Regions from separate parts of the Homo sapiens genome. Here region 1 is linked to region 2. Evidence: read pairs that join two places in POLR2A ChIA-PET (ENCODE). Cell type or tissue: GM12878. All regions are shown on one strand. Each heading gives the region's core, and the rest is flanking DNA. Links, peaks and the distances in the headings are about the cores only.

What was found. Peaks named below come from ENCODE experiments on the same cell type or tissue, not always from the same donor. Only the 100,000 strongest peaks of a DNase experiment are listed, where the experiment ranks them.
Region 1: POLR2A ChIA-PET joins it to region 2 with 5 read pairs; 2 of 35 experiments call an interaction of 5 or more read pairs at or near these places.

Annotation. Positions count from the first base shown.
Region 1 is chr3:16,628,968-16,634,071 of GRCh38, reverse strand. No RefSeq gene overlaps it. Among named protein-coding and RNA genes, the nearest start is that of DAZL, 26 kb to the right of the region's middle. In GM12878, for the core only: no CTCF peak of the experiment used is centred there; no DNase peak of the experiment used is centred there.
Region 2 is chr3:16,909,959-16,915,062 of GRCh38, reverse strand. The region is part of intron 1 of PLCL2 (phospholipase C like 2); the gene reads right to left. Among named protein-coding and RNA genes, the nearest start is that of MIR3714, 21 kb to the left of the region's middle. RefSeq lists an enhancer at 2,210-2,439. In GM12878, for the core only: no CTCF peak of the experiment used is centred there; a DNase peak (open chromatin) is centred at 2,472; H3K4me3 peaks cover 1,327 bases; H3K27ac peaks cover 3,499 bases.

The DNA of each region.
Region 1 (5,104 bases), core at 645-4,644, 280 kb after region 2:
GATGGGGGTGGGGGATTTTAGGAGGACGTTACAAAAGAGAGAGAAATTCAAGGTGGGTCTTGAGGAATGAGTAGAGGTTCATCTAGCAAGCAAGTGAAGAGAGGGTGGAAGATGATTTCAATCAGAGAGAACATCAAGAATGATGGCATGAGTGTTAGGAAGTGCAGAGCATGTTCAGGGCACCTCAGGACGTGAAAGGTGGGAAGTGGCTGAAATTAGAGAAGAACAGATGACAAAGACAGGAGTTGGGAGCCCATAATGATCTGAGGAGGCACCCAAACCAAGAGGGTCCAGGCCTGTGAGCCCAGGGCTGAGGCTGGAGAAGGTGGTAGAAATAACCCTCAGTGACCTCAGCCTGTTTTCTCTTTGAGGCAGTCCTGGCATATCCACTACATAAGGTTTTTCAAGAATGTTGGAACAAGAATGAGAACTGGTCCCCATGCAGCAAATGTTCAACCTCGTACCAGCCTGCTCAATTACATTGTTTGGCACATAGAGTCAGAAATAAATACCCAGCTGTAACAGAACAAAAACACAGGTATTTTGTCAAGTAAACAGCCTCACTTCACCTCATCTGAACTCACATTACATATTTCATTTTGTCCTGCTCACCAGAAATTGATCCAAGAATGTAGGAATTTACTGATAAGATGTCTCAGTTGAATGAAAGCTGAACTGCACACTCTTTTGTCCTCTTTATCACTTTTCTTTAGGACATGAGAGCCATTTCTTAAGGCCTGGGTATAAATCTATGCCCAAAGGGGTAAGAAAAATGTTGAAGGTCACAGAGTTCTGGCATAAAGTTTCAAAAATCAATATCCTAGCTCAGATTCTGGAATCTTAATATTATTTAAGCAGGAATTTATCACCTCCTTGAACTACACAGGAGCTCAACAGCTTAAATTAGAGATTCTCTTTTTTTTTTTTTTTTTTTGAGATGACGTCTCGCTCTGCCACCCAGGCTGGAGTGCAGTGGCACGATAGCTCACTGCAACCTCCACCTTCCAGGTTCAAGAGATTCTCCTGCCTCAGTCTCCCAAGTAGCTGGGACTACAGGTACACGTCACCATGCCCAGCTAATTTTTTGTATTTTTAGTTGAGATGGGGTTTCACCATGTTAGCCAAGATGGTCTTGATCTCCTGACATTGTGATCCACCTGCCTCGGCCTCCTAAAGTGCTGAGATTACAGGCGTGAGCCACCACGCCCAGCCCAAGATTCTCATAAAAACACTCAATGTATTTTTTACATGAGTTTGAAGAAAGAGAGTAGAAAATACTGTACATATTCAATCTATATAAGACAAAAAGCCATTATTAATACCTCTAAATAAACCACTTTGCCCTGCACACTCATAGTGAATTACACTCACCTAGTGACCTGGTTCTAAATTCCTTATTCCCAAGTGTTCGGTTGACAGTAAATGAACTCTACTAATTAACCCTGGTGCCTTGTCTGTGAGGAGATTTCAAATAAGTAGAGGAACTGAAATTTGCTTTGTGAGTGAATTCAGATCAGGCCACAGGAAGACACTTCCATTTCCACTGCTGTTGCTTTAAAAATCTTCAGGAGAAAAGGCAAGTGCCTGAGGCATCCATGTCTGAAGAAAGCCTGGGCAGCTCCTTAGGAGTGTGCAGAGGCTGTGCCCTTAGGCCTTTTCAAGCCAAGCCAACGTCTCCCTGTGTGAAATCCATCCAAAGGGGAGCCAGCATCCCCAAAGTCACCAAAGTGAGATCCTATCCCCAGGCGCTAGCATTTGTCCTCAACCAACTAGTTCACTGACCATGGGGTGAGAGCAAGATGTTCTCACTCCCCTCCCTCTTTACTGCTCCAATCTTACCCTGGCCTCTGAAATACCCTGTGGATCATTAATCATTTAGGCACTGGACATTATCCCCCGCACATTGAGGTGAAATGCCCAGGGAAATTCCAGTGGCAATGCTAGAAGTTTATCCAACCTCCATTTATAGGCACCCACGGCCAACAAATCTTGATTTAAGGCTACTCTTTCTAAGGGACATGCTCAGGACAGCATCTTAGAAGCTGTCTGTGTCTCTCAACTTGAGAGACCCCCTTTTCCCAATGGGTGCCCAGTAATGATGGAATTTAGATGGCTAGCTCTTGGGGTAGGGCATAGCAATTCTCCTGTTTGGAAAAAAAGTGGCCCCACACAGGTTACTCTATAGGCCACTGTGCAACAGGCCATTTTTTTTCTTAAAACAAAACAAACAAACAAACAAGAAAACTCAGCCCTAGTCATGATTAGGGGAAAGCCATTCTAATGAGACTCTTAGAATTTGAGAATTTAAAAGGCACTTTAGAGATTATATCATCTAAGCATGCCATCTTATAGATGAGGAAACTGAGGTTCAGCAAGTCCACATGACTTACCTCCAAATAATCTGGAACTGAACAGAAGTCTGCAGGTCCTAGTCCAGTCTTTGTGAGGTTCAAGGTAATATGCTATTAGAAGCAGAGCCATAGGGTTAACACAACCTTTTCCCAGAGCAATGTTTAGGTAGTAAAAAAATCATTAAAATGTCATTTTATACTAAAATATATATGATAATTTTTTAAATTAAAATATGTCTCTTTAAGGAAATTTCATAGTTGTGGTCATGTTTAGGGCTATGTTCCCAAACCATAAGCACTGGGGCTGCACTATCAATATGGTAGCCACTGGCCACACGTGGCTATTGAGCACCTGAAATATGGCCAGTAGAAACTGAGATATGCTGTAAGCATAAAATACACAACAGATTTCAAAGACTTAGTAGAGAAAAAGGAATAAAATATCTAAATAATTTTAGTATGGCTATGTGTTATTTTCCATAATTCATTTCAATAAAATGGACTATTAAAATTATCTTAACTGCTTCTTTTTCACAATTTTAATAGTGATACTAGTAAGTTGGAAATTACTTTTGTGACTCTCATTATAGTTCCATTGGACAATGGCTAAACTAGAGGATAGACATTAGGGCCATTCACTAGTTGGGCTATCTTCCTTCCAGGAACACAGTAGGATTGCATGTCCCTGTCCCCTTTGAAATTAGGTGTGGTCATATAATTTGCCTTGGCTAATGACATGTGAGTGGAAGAGGCATACTGCTTCTGGGCAGTGCATTTAGTTGCCAACGCACAACACTGCAATGCCCTCCAAGGAAATCACTGAAGCGAATGTAGAGACTGAACTGCTGTCACGCTGACTGTAAGCTGAGGTGCTGACCCACCTGAGATATGGAAAGTGAGCTCTTTTTAAAAATAAGCAATTGAAATTTGGGGATTATAAATTCCTTTAGCAATCTAACATACTGCCGGGAAAGCCTTCTGGTGTAAACGTGTGCAAAGAACTATGCCACAGCAGCATTTCCCAAACTTGCTTGACCACAGAACACTTTTGAAAGTGTAATTTATTGACAGGATATTAAGGAGAGCTCATGAGGTATAATGCATACTTCAATTATATTAATGAAGACAGAAAAAATAATCACACTGATCAGTTAGTTGAGTCAATGATCAACATTTAATTTGCATGTGTTATTTTTCATAGCACAATGCAAAAAAAAACATTTTTATGTTGAGAATAAACTATATCAAGATCATGTTTTACTTTTTAAAATAAGTTATGCTTCACCAAAATTTTTTCATGAGAATGATGTTTTCATGACTTTTTAGAAATCGTGAGCCTAATATTCGAAATAATGTTGATGATCAAAGACAGCATTTAGTCCATTCCTAAAGTTTATCTTTACTGTGTTATAATCTGAAAAAAATAATATTTCTTTCAAAGTGAAAAACAATATGATCAGTGTACTTTGAGGACTAGTGAAGCAGGCTTCTCCAAAATTCAATTGTTTCATCCTAAATAGCTCACTTCCTTTGTTTTTTAAGCAAATAAAGTCTGTGATTTTCATTTTCATTTTGAAGCACTCATTTTTTTCTTGTTTGAGATAGACACAGTTTGTGCAGTATCAAGACTGCCTTTTATTTGAAACTTTCAATATCAGATCCACAAGGTTCAAGTTTAGGTAGTACAAATATTTTTACATTCAATGAAAACTAAATATTATAAATTGATTTTTAATTAAAATATAATGTGCCACAACCTTTTAATGTGGATTTTCAGTATAATCACAAGTCATGCAACTATCACTACTAATTTCAGAATATTTGTATTACCCCCAAAAGAAATCCCATTCCCATTAGTAGTCACTCCCCATTTCCCTTCTCCAGCTTTTGGCAACCACTAATCTTTCTGTCTCTACGAGTTTGCCTTTTCTGGACATTTCTCATAAATGGATTTATGCAATAATTATGCATAATGAGTCATTTTGCCCTGCTTTATTTCATTTAGCTTGGTGTTTTCAAGGTTCATCCATGCTATAGCATGAATCAGTACTTCACTCCTTTTTATTGCTGTATAATATTCCATTGTATGGAGGATATACTATATTTTGTTTATCCGTTCATTAGTTGATGGTCATTTGGGTTGTTTCCATTTTTTGGCTATTAGGAAATATGCTGCCATGATAATATGTTAATATATACAAGCATTTGTGTGAAAATGTGTTTTCAATTTTGGGGTATTTAAGTAAAATTTTAAGACAAAAAATAAGTTTTAATGCAAAATACTTAGCACAGACTTAGATAAATGCTGTCCATGTAACAAAGTGCATATTAAACATCCTGCCTCTGTGTCAGGCATGATTTGACTTCCTGGGGAACAGGAAGAACTGGGGAATTTCCAGATGGCTTTTATCATCCCAGCTTGGTGCAGGCAGGAGCTTTCCCTTCAAGCCACCATCATCACCACCAGGTACGCATGCCCTTCCCTGCATTTCAGGGGGGCTTCTGAGCATCCTGACTGTTACCCACTCATGGTAAGATGTTCGTCACTTGTGCTGGATAATTGATGAGAATCGTGCTGACAAGGGTCTATTGGCAGTCCTCTCTGGACCGCTACTGGAAGCACAGAAGGCCCATACTTAACTTTTGTAAGCCTTTGGGGACTAGTATCACATTGTGCTAATTCTGCGGGAGCTTATGGTCTCTCGTTTGTATGCTGCAGCCCTTTCAAATGGTTCCTCTCAATTCTTTCTCAT
Region 2 (5,104 bases), core at 751-4,750:
GTATTGTCTTTCAATTTATACAAATATTTTAGGCCAGAGGCAGTGGCTCATGCCTATAATCCCAGCACTTTGGGTAGCTGAGGTGGAAGGATCACTTGAGGATAGGTGTTCAAGACCAGCCTGGGCAACACTGCAAGATCTCTTGTCTACAGAAAAATTTAAAAATTAGCTGGACATTGTGGCATTTGACTGTATGTCTCAGCAACTCAGGAGGCTGAGGAGGGAGGGTCACTTGAGTCTAGGAGGCTGAGGCTGCTATGTTCATGCCACTGCACTCCAGCCTGGGTGACAGAGTGAGACCCTGTCTCTAAAAACAATAAAAAATACATAAAATAAATAAAGAAATATTTTATGAATTAATCTTTAAATCACACATACCCCCTAAATCCTGTAACAAGAAGACGCTAACAAATTCTATACAAATTTTTAATCATTCATTTTAACTTCATGAAAACCAAAGTTTACCAAATCTACGCAAAAAGATAGATACCTACATATTTTAATACAATGAAATTGGACCACCAAGAGAAAAAAAAAAACCTGGAAATTTAAATTCAGTTTATCATGTAAGAACACTTATATTTTAATTTATAAGCTGAGAATCCAATTCAACATACTAATTTTAATGACAGATGAATTTGAGAAATACATCTTTTGAAAACTTTCTTTCTTTTAGAAAACTTGACAACTTTCTTATGATCTTTCTCTTAGATCATATTAGTGTTTAAGACAATTAAATTGAATATGTTGCTCCCTAATTCCTCCACTCACTGTTCTATATATTTCTCCACATATAAAACTCACTGTATTATCCTCATGAAAACTTTATAGACTATATTAAGATCTATGTTAGAGTTACCTTAATTTTCTCTCCAACTACTTTCTCTCTCCACAACTCATAACTAAAGCACTTCTCATAAGTAATGGCATACACTGAAAGTCCCAAATTAAGAAGAAAGAAAAAGATCAACACTGGCTAAACACAACTGAATTGCATTTTAGAGCCACAAATTTAAAACATTATGACAACACATAGCATGGCTGCTAAAGGGCCCCAGGATCAGAGAATCTGGCAAGTCATATATCACAGGGTGTTGAAGAAAACATTTTTAAAAGAAACACATTATAGTGGGTGTTACATTAATGCTACAGTCCCTGTATTTCGATAATCTGAAATAAGGGTCTCCCTTTTATTCATAATAGGAGCAAAATTTACAGGCAGATCTTTCTTCCATAAAATCATTAATTTCTAAATCTAGCACCCCCAGTGTTCTATTCAAAATTATTATGAAGATCTTTTTAGCAATACACTGTCACAAAAATAATGACTACATGACAGCTATTTTTTACATATATACACATACATAAATATATTTATATATTCATATTCTATTCAGTAATTGGACTTCATTTCTCTTTCTCAAAACAAGGTCATTTCACAAAATCTTTGACTAAATGTAAATATTTGTTTTTCTTAAAATTTAAATCTATAATTTAAAATGATATAATTTGAGGTAAACATATCAGAAGGCAGTCAACCATTAAAATATTAATTCGTTTGCTTACTAATCATAACAGAATCCCAGCAATAATCTGAAAATATAATTGAGAAAAATTTTACACCACACCTTACATCATTAGGTAGTGATCCTCTTTCTAAATGAAAATTAGTAAACCCACAGAAGAGTCTTACTAGATAAAAGATACAGGGCACACCTACAACCAAATTTCCAGCGAATGGGTAAGAAAAGTCCCTAGAGGAAAGCTGGGCTTGCTAACCAAAAGGAGAGGGAGAGTAATTCTGGAATAGGGTACAGATTACAAGACTACAAGAGAGGTGAAGTAATGTCAGTTTGCGAGGCCCAGTCTGGCCAAGACGGAGGTTGGTGAGAAGCAGAAGAAGATGCTAGAGTAGTACTGATGATACATGGGAGGTCCTGGAAACCAAGAGGAAGGTTAGGGCTTCAGCCTCAGAGCAAAGGGTATCATAGAACATGTTGAGAGAATTTCACAAAGTAGTGCTGTAGGAGAACTAATCTGGAAACTGTGAAAAAGGATTTGGGGGAAAGGGAGAAGAACAGAAGGAAGGGAGGTTAATTCTTGTAATTATCTAAGCATGTGTTGGAGACAGGAGCCTGGTACCAGCATCAGAAACAATGGGACAGATGTGGGGGATGATGAGAATACAGTCAGCTGGTGGGAGGAGGCCATCTTCCAACACCAATGTCTCAAAAAGCGTTTTGTTCCATTGGCTGGTTTGGTTGGAAAGTGCATTATTTATAGATCTAACATGAATTTATCTCACAGTCAACAGCAATTCAGAATTGTGCATTAATATTTTTTAAAGCAAAGAAAACAGTCAAAGAAAGCAGAATAATTCAGTGGAGAGAGCACCTGGTCTCACAGTCAGAAGCCCACAAATCTATTTCTGGCTTTTTGAGCAATGTTGCTCATCACCTTGCACAACTGAATCAGTCTCAGTTCCCTTCAAAGAAAAATGGTAAAGCAAACTAATATGACTGTTGAAGTGTTACAAGGGCAGAAACAAACTCAAATCTTTGAAAGTGCTTGAAGTAAAACCACTATACACATGTTAAACCACTAACAAGTAATATTTTCTAAATATACCACATGGACCTTCAATTTTGTCCAACTATATACATTCTTTCTTTTGATAAGGACACAGATGTCCAAACACATGAATACCAAAATTCACCATTCTACCTACTTGTTTCATCCTTCCATGTCAGTTTTGCTTCTAAGGTTAAAGACCAATCACAATCTTGATAAAATTTTGAAACACTATTTGGCTATTTAAAAAAAAAAACTGACGTGAAGTATTTCCATAAATTCAAACCCAGATCAAATATTTTAAAACAAAAATAATTTAATGGTTGCATTAAACCACTGGGGAGGGTGACTATGAGGCAAGGCATCCATATACTACTACATATTAAGTATCCCTTCTCTGGAATGCTTGGAACCAGAAGCGTTTCAGATTTTTTTGGGATTTTGGAATATTTGCATATACCTAATGAGACATCTTAGGGATAGAATCCAAGTCTATACAAGAAATTCATTTATGTTTCATATACATCTTATACATATAGCCTGAAGGTAATTTTATACAATATTGTTAATAATTTTGTGTACGAAACAAAGTTTATGTACACTGAAAGCAAAGGTGCTGTTAGGGTATGGAATTTTCCACTTGTGGTATCATGTTGGTACCCAAAAAGTTTCAGATTTTGGAACATTTTGGATATTTGAATTACAGATGCTCAGCCTGTATTCATGAAAACAAAGGGACAAATAAATGATCATTTGTATTTTGCATGAAAATTGATTATCAGGAACACCTAAAAATAACTAGAGACAGTTCAGGTTTCCTCTTCACCATTTGAGTTGTGACTGCATGAACTCTGGGAGTCCAGCACCTTTGTATGACAAAAGTGAAGCTTATAGATGATTAGCTAATTGGGAAAGGAGGCACTGAACTCCTCTTTCTTAAAGATCTGGGTTTGTTCCAAAGAAAATATAATCTAATATATGAGTTAGATTCAGATTTCCTAGAACTAGGGAGACAAACTAAGTAAATTCTAAAGATACTCTGGAGTATTCTTTGTCTGCTCCTTAGTTTTAAATAGTGTCCCTACTCTCCCACTAAGCTATGATATTAAAATAAAAATAACTTTGCAAATATAAAATTAAGAATATATTAATGCAAAACTATGGAGAAAACTTTGGAGCCTGACAGACCTGTATTCAAATCAGAGCTGTGCTCATTACTTTTTTTTTTTTTTTTTTTTTGAGACAGAGTCTTGCTCTGTGGCCCAGGCTGGAATACAGTGGCGCTATCTCGGCTCACTACAACCTCCGCCCCCCGGGTTCAAGTGATTCTCCTGCCTCAGCCTCCGGAGTAGCTGGGATTATAGGCACATGCCACCACGCCCAGCTAATTTTTGTATTTTGGGTTGAGATGGGGTTTCACCATGTTGGCCAGGTTGGTCTCGAACTCCTGGCCTCAAGTGATCCACCCACCTTCGCCTCCCAAAGTGCTGGGATTACAGGGTGAGCCACCGTGCCTGGCCCCATTACAAATTCTACATTGGGAATAATACTTACAGCACACTATCACTAGTTATATCTCGAAGATAAAACCAAAGTGTTTGTTGATAGACTTGATGTAGTACATGAGATAAGAAAGGAGTCAAGGATGACTCCAAGGCCTGAGCAACTGAAAGGATATTATCAAACTAAGAAAGAAGGCTACAGATGGAGCAGGCTGGGTGGGGAAAAGGGGGGGTTGTGTTTCAGATATGAAAAGTGAAAGATCTAGTAGGATATAGTGGAAAAATCTAGTAGGACATATATGCTTGGATCATAGAAGAGAGTCGGGGTAGAGATGTATATTTGGGAGTGGTTGGCATATAAATGACACTTAAAGCCACAAGACGGGATGAGAATATCAGGATAGTGTGAACAGATAGAAAGAAGGCTGGGATCACTCCAATGCTGCAAGCAAACAGAAGAGAAGCAAACAGAAAAGGGGACTGAAAAGACTGATGCGTGAGACAGGAGGAGAACTGGGAGAGTAGGGAGCCCTGGAAGCCAAGCGAAGTAAGTGTGCCAAGAAGGGGAATGATCAGCCATGCCAAACACTACTGACGGGTGAAGTAAGGGGAGGACTGCAAACTGACTTGAGGGATTTAGGAACTTGGAGGGTATTGGTGACCTTGACAAGAGTGGCTTTGGAGAAAAGTGACAGTGAGGACCTGAAGGGAGCAGCTTTAAAAAAAAACAGGAGCAAGGAATTGAAGACAGTGAGCACTGACAACTCTTCAAATTGTTTTTGCTGCAAAGGGGGCAAAGAAATTGTGCAGTAGCCAGCAGGAGAAGTTGCAACAAGAAAATATGAAAGAAATCTCAGAATGTTTGATGCTGATGGGAATAATCCAGTAGAGAGTGAAAACTGGTGCTACAGGAGAGGTGGGGAGAGCTGCTTATGAATTAGCTGAGGAGGGAAGAAGGATTGAGATCTTTTGTGTGGATGGAGAGATCAGCTTTGGGCAGGATCCAGGCGAGTTCATCTTGGTAAGGTGAC